Linked DNA regions of Homo sapiens: region 2 is linked to region 1. Evidence: chromatin contacts called from ENCODE Hi-C or POLR2A ChIA-PET data. All regions are on one chromosome and are shown on one strand. Each heading gives the region's core, a stretch centred on a gene start or an enhancer-like site at or near the end of the contact. The rest is flanking DNA. Distances are from core to core; before and after follow the strand shown. Region 1 holds the start of BCAR3 (BCAR3 adaptor protein, NSP family member). Region 2 overlaps FNBP1L (formin binding protein 1 like).

The links. Hi-C counts contacts between places; a loop is a spot of excess contacts on that map. ChIA-PET counts read pairs that join two places held with the same protein, here RNA polymerase II (POLR2A). Pooled maps may share reads with other maps.
Region 2: a loop to region 1 is called in a pooled map of heart left ventricle, with 2.0 times the contacts of the local background. The contact joins the enhancer-like site here to the promoter of BCAR3 in region 1. A Hi-C loop is called at or near these places in 2 of 168 maps with a recorded cell type or tissue (endothelial cell of umbilical vein and heart right ventricle) and 4 of 50 pooled maps. POLR2A ChIA-PET finds 5 or more read pairs at or near these places in 4 of 52 experiments (BJ, T-cell, activated B cell and 1 more).

Annotation. Positions count from the first base shown.
Region 1 is chr1:93,680,044-93,684,473 of GRCh38, forward strand. It overlaps BCAR3 (BCAR3 adaptor protein, NSP family member), which reads right to left and starts at 1,794. Exons shown (of 12, transcript NM_003567.4): 1 at 1,555-1,794. RefSeq lists a silencer at 1,537-1,816.
Region 2 is chr1:93,551,951-93,556,380 of GRCh38, forward strand. It overlaps FNBP1L (formin binding protein 1 like), which reads left to right. Exons shown (of 17, transcript NM_001164473.3): 17 at 459-2,711. The coding sequence ends at 466. Among named protein-coding and RNA genes, the nearest start is that of BCAR3-AS1, 38 kb to the right of the region's middle. RefSeq lists a silencer at 722-1,016 and an enhancer at 1,064-1,592. Within about 2 kb of position 2,346, at least 9 of the 41 ENCODE cell types and tissues checked have a DNase peak (open chromatin) inside an H3K27ac peak, as active enhancers do; they include endothelial cell of umbilical vein, where a contact is called at or near this core.

The DNA of each region.
Region 1 (4,430 bases), core at 544-3,043:
ATTCAATTGGCTTATCCACTTAAAATGAAGTTTTGCTTGGGTTTAGGAATTAAGAGTATCTCTTTATTTTTGAAGTAAACTTATGAAGTCTAGCCAAATGATTCAAGTATGAATAATTCCTCCATGGATTGTATTTCAAGCAACACAGTACAGGATTTACCCGATAAGGTTCTTAAGATTAGCATCCATTTGACAAGCAGTTCTGCCTATATGAACAGGAGATTTAGACCTTGGTTAGTCATCCTGGAAATGCCAGCCTTCTCAGCAGCACTTTAGAGAAAGTTGGAGTTGGAGTGGTGTGGGATCCCCTGGCTTGGCAAGGTCTTTACGTTATCCTCAATACCCCCTGGCACGCCCGCAGACAAGCGCTTTGCCTGTGGGCTTCCCATTGTTACCCGGGTAGCCCCTTCCCACTTGGACCTGTGTTGAGCTGGGCCCCACCCCCAGCACTGAGGCCTCTCCCAGCCTCCAGGATCTCAACTCAGTCCCAGGCAACACAAGGGAGGCTATCAGCTCCCAAAATGACCTTCCCTCGGCCAGCGTACTTTCCTTGGGGAGGTCTGTGTAGCCTTGGGAGATAAAGTCAAGGTTTAAAACAATCTGAATGCACGGCTCTACTTTCCATCTCAGCTAACAGCTTTAAGCGAAAACAGATATGAGGTTAGGAAAATGGTTTTTCTCCTTTGCACCTTGCTTCAAGCGAGTTAACCCCAACCATGACCCGACCCGCCGCCCCACGGAACACGCCGCCTTGCCAGATGCTTCGGAGTCCGCTCAACCTCCTCCTCGACGAGTGTCTACACCTGATTACACCGTTTTAAAGCGGCGGCGCCCTCAGCGGCCTAAGTGGGTAAGGACAGTTGGGCTGTACGATCTATCGGAACCTCCTTCCCACCGTCCCTCCCTTCCTTTGCCTTCCCTCGCCTCTCCCCACCGCGACGCAGAGGGAGCAACACAACCAACTATTCATTCTTTCTCAACAAAGGGAGAGAGGGAGGGAGATGTTGTCAACAGTTACAGGGCAGGCTCCTTCGCTTTCTTTGCAAACTTCCCAAGAGATTACCGGAGAAACTCGCCTCCTCGGAGCCTTGGGCTTCCACCAGAGCGCTCTGGGCCCTCGCATCTGCCCGACCCCGGCCGGCTTCTGCGAAGAGGGGACGGGCGGGACAGGGCGGGGTGGCCGGCAGAGCAGCTCCGACGGGCAGGGGGTCGGGCGAGGCCAGCGCCCGGGAAGATGCCGCTCGAGTGCCACCGAGCAAGATGCCTGGCCGCCAATCGCTGAGCGCTCCCCGCCGTGGGCCACGTCTCGGGGAGTCCCAGCGCGCTCGGAGGGCCTGGAGAGCGCAAGCCCCAGCCCCACTTCAGTCACCCCCGCCCCCAACGCCAAATCCGCTGGCGGGGGTGGGTAGGGACCAACAAACGCCGGCTCTACTTTCCCCAGAGCCTAACTTTGTCCAACAAACTTCCTAGCGTGTCCTCACCGGGGTGGGGGAGGCCCAGGCGCCCCGGGAGGAACAGCACCCCGAGGACGCTGGGCGCGCGGCGGAGACTCACCTCCCGGCGCGGCGCTGGGCGCTCGGGCTCTCAGGATCTCTGGACCTCCGGCTGGGGCTCAAAGGCGCCGCGCGGCCGGCCTCGCACCGCCCGCGCCGCGGCTGCTCCCGGAGCTGGGGACGCTCATGGTCCGCGGGGCGTGCCCGCCGAGAATCCCGCGCGCGTCTAGCCGGTGCGCCCCGCAGCTCCGGCTCCGGTCCCGGCCCCGTCCCCCGCCCGGCCAGCAGCAGGCGCAGCTCTGAGCCGGCGGCGCGCACTCCGGCCCTCAACTGGTGATTTGCGGCTCCGCGGCCCCACCCCGGCGAGCCGATTCGCGCTGCCTTGCGGAACCCCCCGAGACATTTACATTCGGTGACCTAGCCAGGCCCTCCTCTGCCCGGATTTTAGAGTTTGGCTCTCTTCGTATCTCCCCAAGGAGCCAGTCCTCAAGTATAGCTCGATCACTTCCTTTCTGAAGCTCTCTCCAGAGACAGCCTCGTCGAATCCACTCCTTCCCCTTCCCCGCGTTATTTAATTACCCAACAGATCTGCTTTGCTCGTCTGCAGACACCTGGCTGGCTTTCAATGTGAAGGGCTTTGATGAGACAAAGCCCCAGGTAACCACAAATGAACCATCCACGGGAACAGGCAAATCAATTGCACTCGTATGGACGTATTGAAAGCAAAGTGCGAGTTGGCGGTGGCACTTCAGCACTAGATGATTTGGTGGGGTGAAAAATTGGAGCCCACTGGAAAAGACTTAACACTATCTTATATCAAGATCCATTATAAAGTCATAGAAATAGTAGAAGGATAGACAAACTGACCAATGGAATAAAGTCCAAAAACAGATTTACAATATGTGGTCACTTGATTTATGTCAGGTGCTGCTGTGCTGTATTGGGGGTCAGATTAGCTCTCTCTTTCCAGTAAATGATGCTGGATCAACTGAATCCCCCCATCCCCAGTCAATTCCAGATGGAATTTTTCTTTTCGAGACAGAGTTTCGGTCTTGTTGCCCAAGCTGTTGTGCAACGGCATGATCTTGGCTCACTGCAACCTCCGCCTCCCGGGTTCAAGCAATTATCTTGCCTCAGCTTCCCAAGTAGCTGGGATTACAGGCGCACGCCACTATGCCCGGCTAATTTTTGTATTTTTAGTAGAGACGGGTTCACCATTTTGGTCAGGCTGGTCTCGAACTCCTGACCTCAGGTGATCCACCCACCTCGGCCTCCCAAAGTGCTGGGATTACAGGTGTGAGCCACCGCGCCCGGCCTCCAGATGGATTTTAAAGGTAAAAAGTAAACCAATAACACGATCCAAAGAAAATGTCCAAAAAAATCTTCATTACCTTGGGGTAGACAAAGACGATGTCTTAAACACATGTAGTACTAATATAAAGAAAAAAAACTCATCATTGGACAAGATTAAAATTAAGAGCTTCTGTTCATGAAAAGACACCACGAGTGAAAAGGCAAACCGCAGAGTGAGAAAACATAATTGCAACACATACATCCAAAAAAGGTTTGTTTACAGATATATAAAGAACACCTACGGATCAGCCAGAATAAGGCAGAAAATCCAATTAAAAACAGGCAGAATATTTCAACTGTCCTCAAGAGAGGACAAACAGGCATTTCTCAAAAAAGCCAATAAACATATGGAAAATATCTCAATTTATTAACCATCCCAAAAATGCAAATTGATATTTCAATGTGATCTAACTTCATACCACCCAGAATGACTAAAATTAAAGGGCCTGACCATACTGCTCGTCAAAATGAACTTTTTACAACCACTTTAAAAACCTGCTTGGCATTATCTAGAAAAGCTAAATTAACATGTATCCTATGACCCAGCAATTCCACCCCTAAGTGTGCACCCAACAGAGATGTATACACATATTCACCAAAAGATGTTGAAAAATGTTTATAATGTATCTCTTTATGACGGCCAAAAAGAAAACAACCCAAATGTCCATCAGCAGAAGAGAGATAAACTGTGTAACATACAACATAGTAATAAGAATGCATGAACTCATTTACACTCAACAAGATGAGTGAATCTTACAAATAGGATATTGAGTGAAAGAAGCTGGCCGCAAATGGGTACATACTATATGATTCCATTTACATAAACTTCAAAAATAGTCAAAGCATATCTGTGATGTTAAAAGTGAAGACAGTGGTTATATTGAGCTGTGGATTATGACAGAAAGGGATCCCAGAGGTGACTTCTGCATGCTGATAATATTCTATTTATTAATCCATGTCATTTTATAAAAATCACCTGTCCTTCAGTTTATAAAAATCAATTGATTTGTGCATGACTCTGCTTGTATGTTTTACTCCAAAGAAATTTTTTTTAATTGTACTGTATTGGGTGTACCATTTTAATCCCTCTTAGAAACAGTTGTTGGTAAGTCTACAAGATTCTAAGTGCAGCATCCTTTAGAATGAGTACCTTTCGCTTATGAGTGTTTTTGTGGGTTAGTCTTTATCCTTCCTACTTCATTAGAAGCATGAATATTTGATTTTTGTTGTATTTTCCCCCAAGTGTTTAGTGCAGTGAATGTCAAACAGACCAGCTAGTATATTTCTAAATCGAAGTATCCGAAATTCATTTACTGATTTTCTGTTGCTCTGAGGTGTCACTGAGAACAGTGGAAAAACATTAGTTTTTCTTGATTTTCAAAGTTCCCTGAGTACCTACTATACAGTATCTACTGCATAACCTACAAAGTTTCTAGTGCAGAGCATGGGGGAGGTAGCAATAAAGAAAGACCAGAAGAAAACCTTGGGCAAGCCATTCTTCCCCTCAGTCCCTCCATTTCCTCATGAGTAAGTGAATATATGCCCACCTCACAGGTTTCCATGAGAAGTCAAGGAAATAATGGA
Region 2 (4,430 bases), core at 1,096-3,595, 130 kb before region 1:
AAAATACACATTTGAAGATAGAGGAAACCTTGAATGGAGGGGAAGTGTTGACAAATTTTAATTTTTAAAGGAGAAACTTTTTGACTATCTGGGTTAGAGGAAGATATGTGTACCGCCTTTAGGGCATTTTGTTATTTCCGCTGAATCATTAGTTATTAGGATAGATAAATTTTTCCAATTAGTTTCAGCAAGCGTTGTTGGAAACACTGTGCAGTCAAGGATTGTGCAGTGCTGGTTGTGTGACCACACCCTGAGTCAGTGGTGTGGGGAAGTAAAGTGTGAAGAAGCAGTAAGATTGGTTTTTAATTTTGCCCATGTTTTAAATTTTCCTGGTGTTTTCGGTAGCTGACTATAAAATGATAGAGACATTTGGGACAGGCACTTTAAACTGAACACCCCTTTTGGTTTTACCAAAGGTCTTCAGTAATTGTTCTTTTCTTTTTCCTCCTGGACTGCAGGTTCCTGAAGAGGGTTTCTGAGGAAATGGGCAAGATGTTGAAGGAGGTTACATGCAGCTGCTTTTGGGGGAGGGTATTAGAGTTGTCAGGCTCAAAGAGAGTGAGAGAAGCAAGTTGCATGAGTGCATGCAGACATGATTTTTTTTTTACTAACTTCATTAGCATTTCCATACATTGTTTTTAAAAATCATAATACCAACCCTTAAGTTCCTAGTTCACAGTTATTCCCACAAAAGAAAAAGCCAACAATAGTGTACCATTTTTCTATTTATTTTATTGCTGTCTAATCAATAAAGAATGCAGAGCTGTCAAAAAATGTGTCTTACATTAGCTGTCCCAACAGGATTGTCTTCCCTCCCAGCTCTGTTTTAATTGGCTTTTAGACCCACTATCTGTCAGATCCTTGCCATCTGTCAGTGTCTGCCTGCGCCACCTCCGTGCTTGCTTAACATCCTGTTGCATGTCTAGCGTGATTGAGCTAGATTTTTCAGGCATGTCTTTAGATTCCCTTGTTCTTGTCAAAGCCTTGTTTTGTTTTACATTTGTAGTGCAAATCACTTTGTCAAACATCTCCAGCACTAATGTTTCCATCTTAGTATTTGTGCACACTGCTATAACTTCCCCACTGCAAACATTCCAGTTTTGGCATTACGAAGAAGTAGCTGTGAACCTGAAGTATTTATGATAAGAAAAAGAAAACATCTCTGCTGTAGCCTACAGCCCAGTTGAAAGAACTCTTTGAAACGTGATACATCTTCAGCACCTCAGTCTGGGAAGAATCTAGTCAGCACTGAAATCCTGGCATAATAAACACAGAAGATATTCACCACCTCAAGACAAAGGACTATTGTCAAAAGTCAGCTGCTTCCATTCAAATGCTGCCTTAAACTTGAGTGCCTAAATCTGTTGATTGCCAACACTACCACTACAGTATCCCACAAAGGGCTTTATGTGTCAGCTCAGTGCGACCTGCTTTAACTCTGCAGCACCGCTGCAGCTGCCGATGTAGCCTCGGTAGGTGGCTATTAGAGCTCTACCATATACAGTGGTGCATCTTCAAATTTATGCATCAAACTAAAGACATGTCCAAGTCCATTTTAATTTCCTCAGTGGTTTTATGAGAAGTTTTATGGGCCTCCCCCAATTGTCTTTTTATTTTGGGTTATGACGATCATGTTTGATAATTACAATGATAGTCTCTTTCCACGTGATGCTTTTGTTTGAACCTGATAAAATTTAGTGAAACTTTGTAATGATCTATGTGCACTTTTACTTGTAAAATGGAATTTCTGTATGTTTATACTTGTAAATATGATTGTTGTTAGTGCTCCTGTTGCTCATGGTGTCCTGCCTCGCATTTGTGATTCTGTTAATGACATGTATCTTAACTAATTTCTTAGTGGTGTTGTAATAGGGAGATGGGGCAGGTGGGGGGTTATTTGTACCACTGAATCTTCATTAATTTGGTTCTTTACTGTTTTGAGGGGAGAAAGAACGTGAAATGGTTTGTGTATTATTGAATTTTAAGCAATATTTTAGAAGCTGTGTGACTGCTTTAATAACTTTTTCCCAGTGTTATTTGAATCATACTACCCGTTATACTAAAGCTGAATGACAATTGTGTGAAAGTTACTGCCTTCATAAGATCAAGTCACCACTGTTACACAGCTGACATATAGTGTATTACCTTTGCAGCTAGTAAACTATAAAGTTTAGATATTGAATCTCGTTACAGGGTTATTTATATAATGTGACATTATTCAGTACTGACAGACTACATGAAGTAGTTTTAAAATCTAGTGCTATTTTTATTTTAAAGGTTAGCAATGAGGAGGAAATGTGATCTGGCTGTGTTTGTCTTCTGTACAAAGCCTGAAGTGCTTATGGTTTTTTGGCTAACAGCCACAGAGGGCAAAGTTTAAGACTTTCTTGTAAGGACTAACTGTTCTTTTCAAGCTACTGTTTGTTTTTCTAAAAGCAGGATTTGCTTCCGTAGGAGGCAAGTTCCTTGATGTGGAATAGTGCAACCTGTATATGGGTTATTATAATAGGAAAGACATTTGTACTTGCACAGTTTAAATCATTCTTAAATTTTGAACATGTGAATTGTCCCAAAAAATCTTTAATTTTTTGGTAATTTTTACTCTTTTTGTGCACATGTTGATTTCTTAATGGTAAATCCTTCATTTAAAGATAGTGTTCTCTGTTGAGAATATTTACATGGAATAAAACAATCTTTTCATGGCCTGTTAAGGTGTTTAGTGTGTGATCTTTCATTGCTATGTGAATCAGAGATGTGATGATTTTGTTCTTGAATGTGCCAAGTCTCAGATAATACAGAGTAGATGACAAATTCCATAAGTGGGACAAGTTTTTTTTGTTTTTTGCAAAGCAGTTTTGGAAATTGTATTCTAATTTTGGTTTCTCTAAGCTTTCCTAAAGGAAAAAAAAAGTTTGCTGTCTCTTTAGAGTGAATTTAAATTGCATGCAATAATTTGGATTTATCTTTCTTCTCCAGTAGCTGTGTTGCATAGACTTTCCTTTTACACCATCTGTCCACTGCAACCATACGAACTGTCCCTGTACCTCATAGCCCAATCTAGCCACTACACGCTGGACAGCATTTCCTGTGCTCCGGCTTGATTCCTAATCAGTTACAACACCCAAGTCTTCCTGGCATTTCAAAGCATGGAAAGAACATTTGCCATAATTAGTGACACATTATCTGTAACTTCAGGAAGTCTAATTTCAGAAGATTCACCTTTTAAAAAATGCAAATGTGAAACTATGACTGCAAACTTTTAGAAACTCAGAAAAGGGAATAAAATTCAGGGTAGATGCTGAACAATGAGAGGTTACGATTGTTGAGATGAAAATTTAGGGATCAATGCCAAGTTTGGAAGTAGGAACACACAAAACAATGAAAATAGCAGGAAAATAGTGTCAATTGTTAAAGCTTCAGATGGACAGAGGTTTGGGGTGGAGAGCTCAAAACAATGAAGAAAGCTTTTATTATCAAAACTAAGATCAGTGAAATCACTTCCTATTTGCGAGGGGAAGATAACGTCCTTGATAACAACAAATGAAAAGTCTCTCTAGTCTCATTGAAAAGGGTTTTATTTTGAAGAATGTACAGGTTAAGTATTCCTTATCTGAAATGCTGGGGACCAGAAATATTTCCGATTTTTTTTTTTTTAGATATTTGCATTACATACTTAACAGTTGAGCATCCTTAATCCCCAAATCCAAAATTCTCCAGTCAGCATTTCCTTTGAGCATCATGTCATTGCTCAAAAAGTTTCAGATTTTGGAGTTTTGAATTTGGGATACTCAACTTGTATTAGCTTAAGTAAAAAAAAAAAAAAAAAAAAGCTTAAGAAACAACCTATTTCAATGAGCTTATATACCTAGGATCAATGTATTCCTGAGTATAGTCACTGTCAGGAATTAGGGAAACTACAGAAAACATAAGATGCACCAAAAGATTGGGGAATTGGCAAACACACATTTTGAAGAGTAAATTCTGAGAAGTTGGACAACAACCCTTGAAAGTATTAGATGATGTTAGCTTTTAGGGGACAGTGTATTGGGCAACTGACTGAGGTTCCTAAGAATAAGCCATGTCAAAATAGCCTCATTTCTTTTGATACAAATGGGGGTAATTCTAAGACATAATTAGTGTCTTGCTTTCAACACAATTTCAGTTTGACAAGATTTCTCACTTGTTTTCTGTGAGTTGTGACAGCACTATTAGGGATATGGGAGCATTTGACGAACTGATTTGGTAAACCCAGAATCTCCATCCTGAGGAGTTTCTTGTGGATAATATGTATATGTATGTTATGAACCATTATAAGATAAATATATCACCCAGTTTAACAAGTAGAATATTACCAGGTGGGCACAGTGGAAGCACTGTCTTGAGTGTGGAGTGAGACAGACAAACTACAAGCTTCCAATTCTGGCAAACCA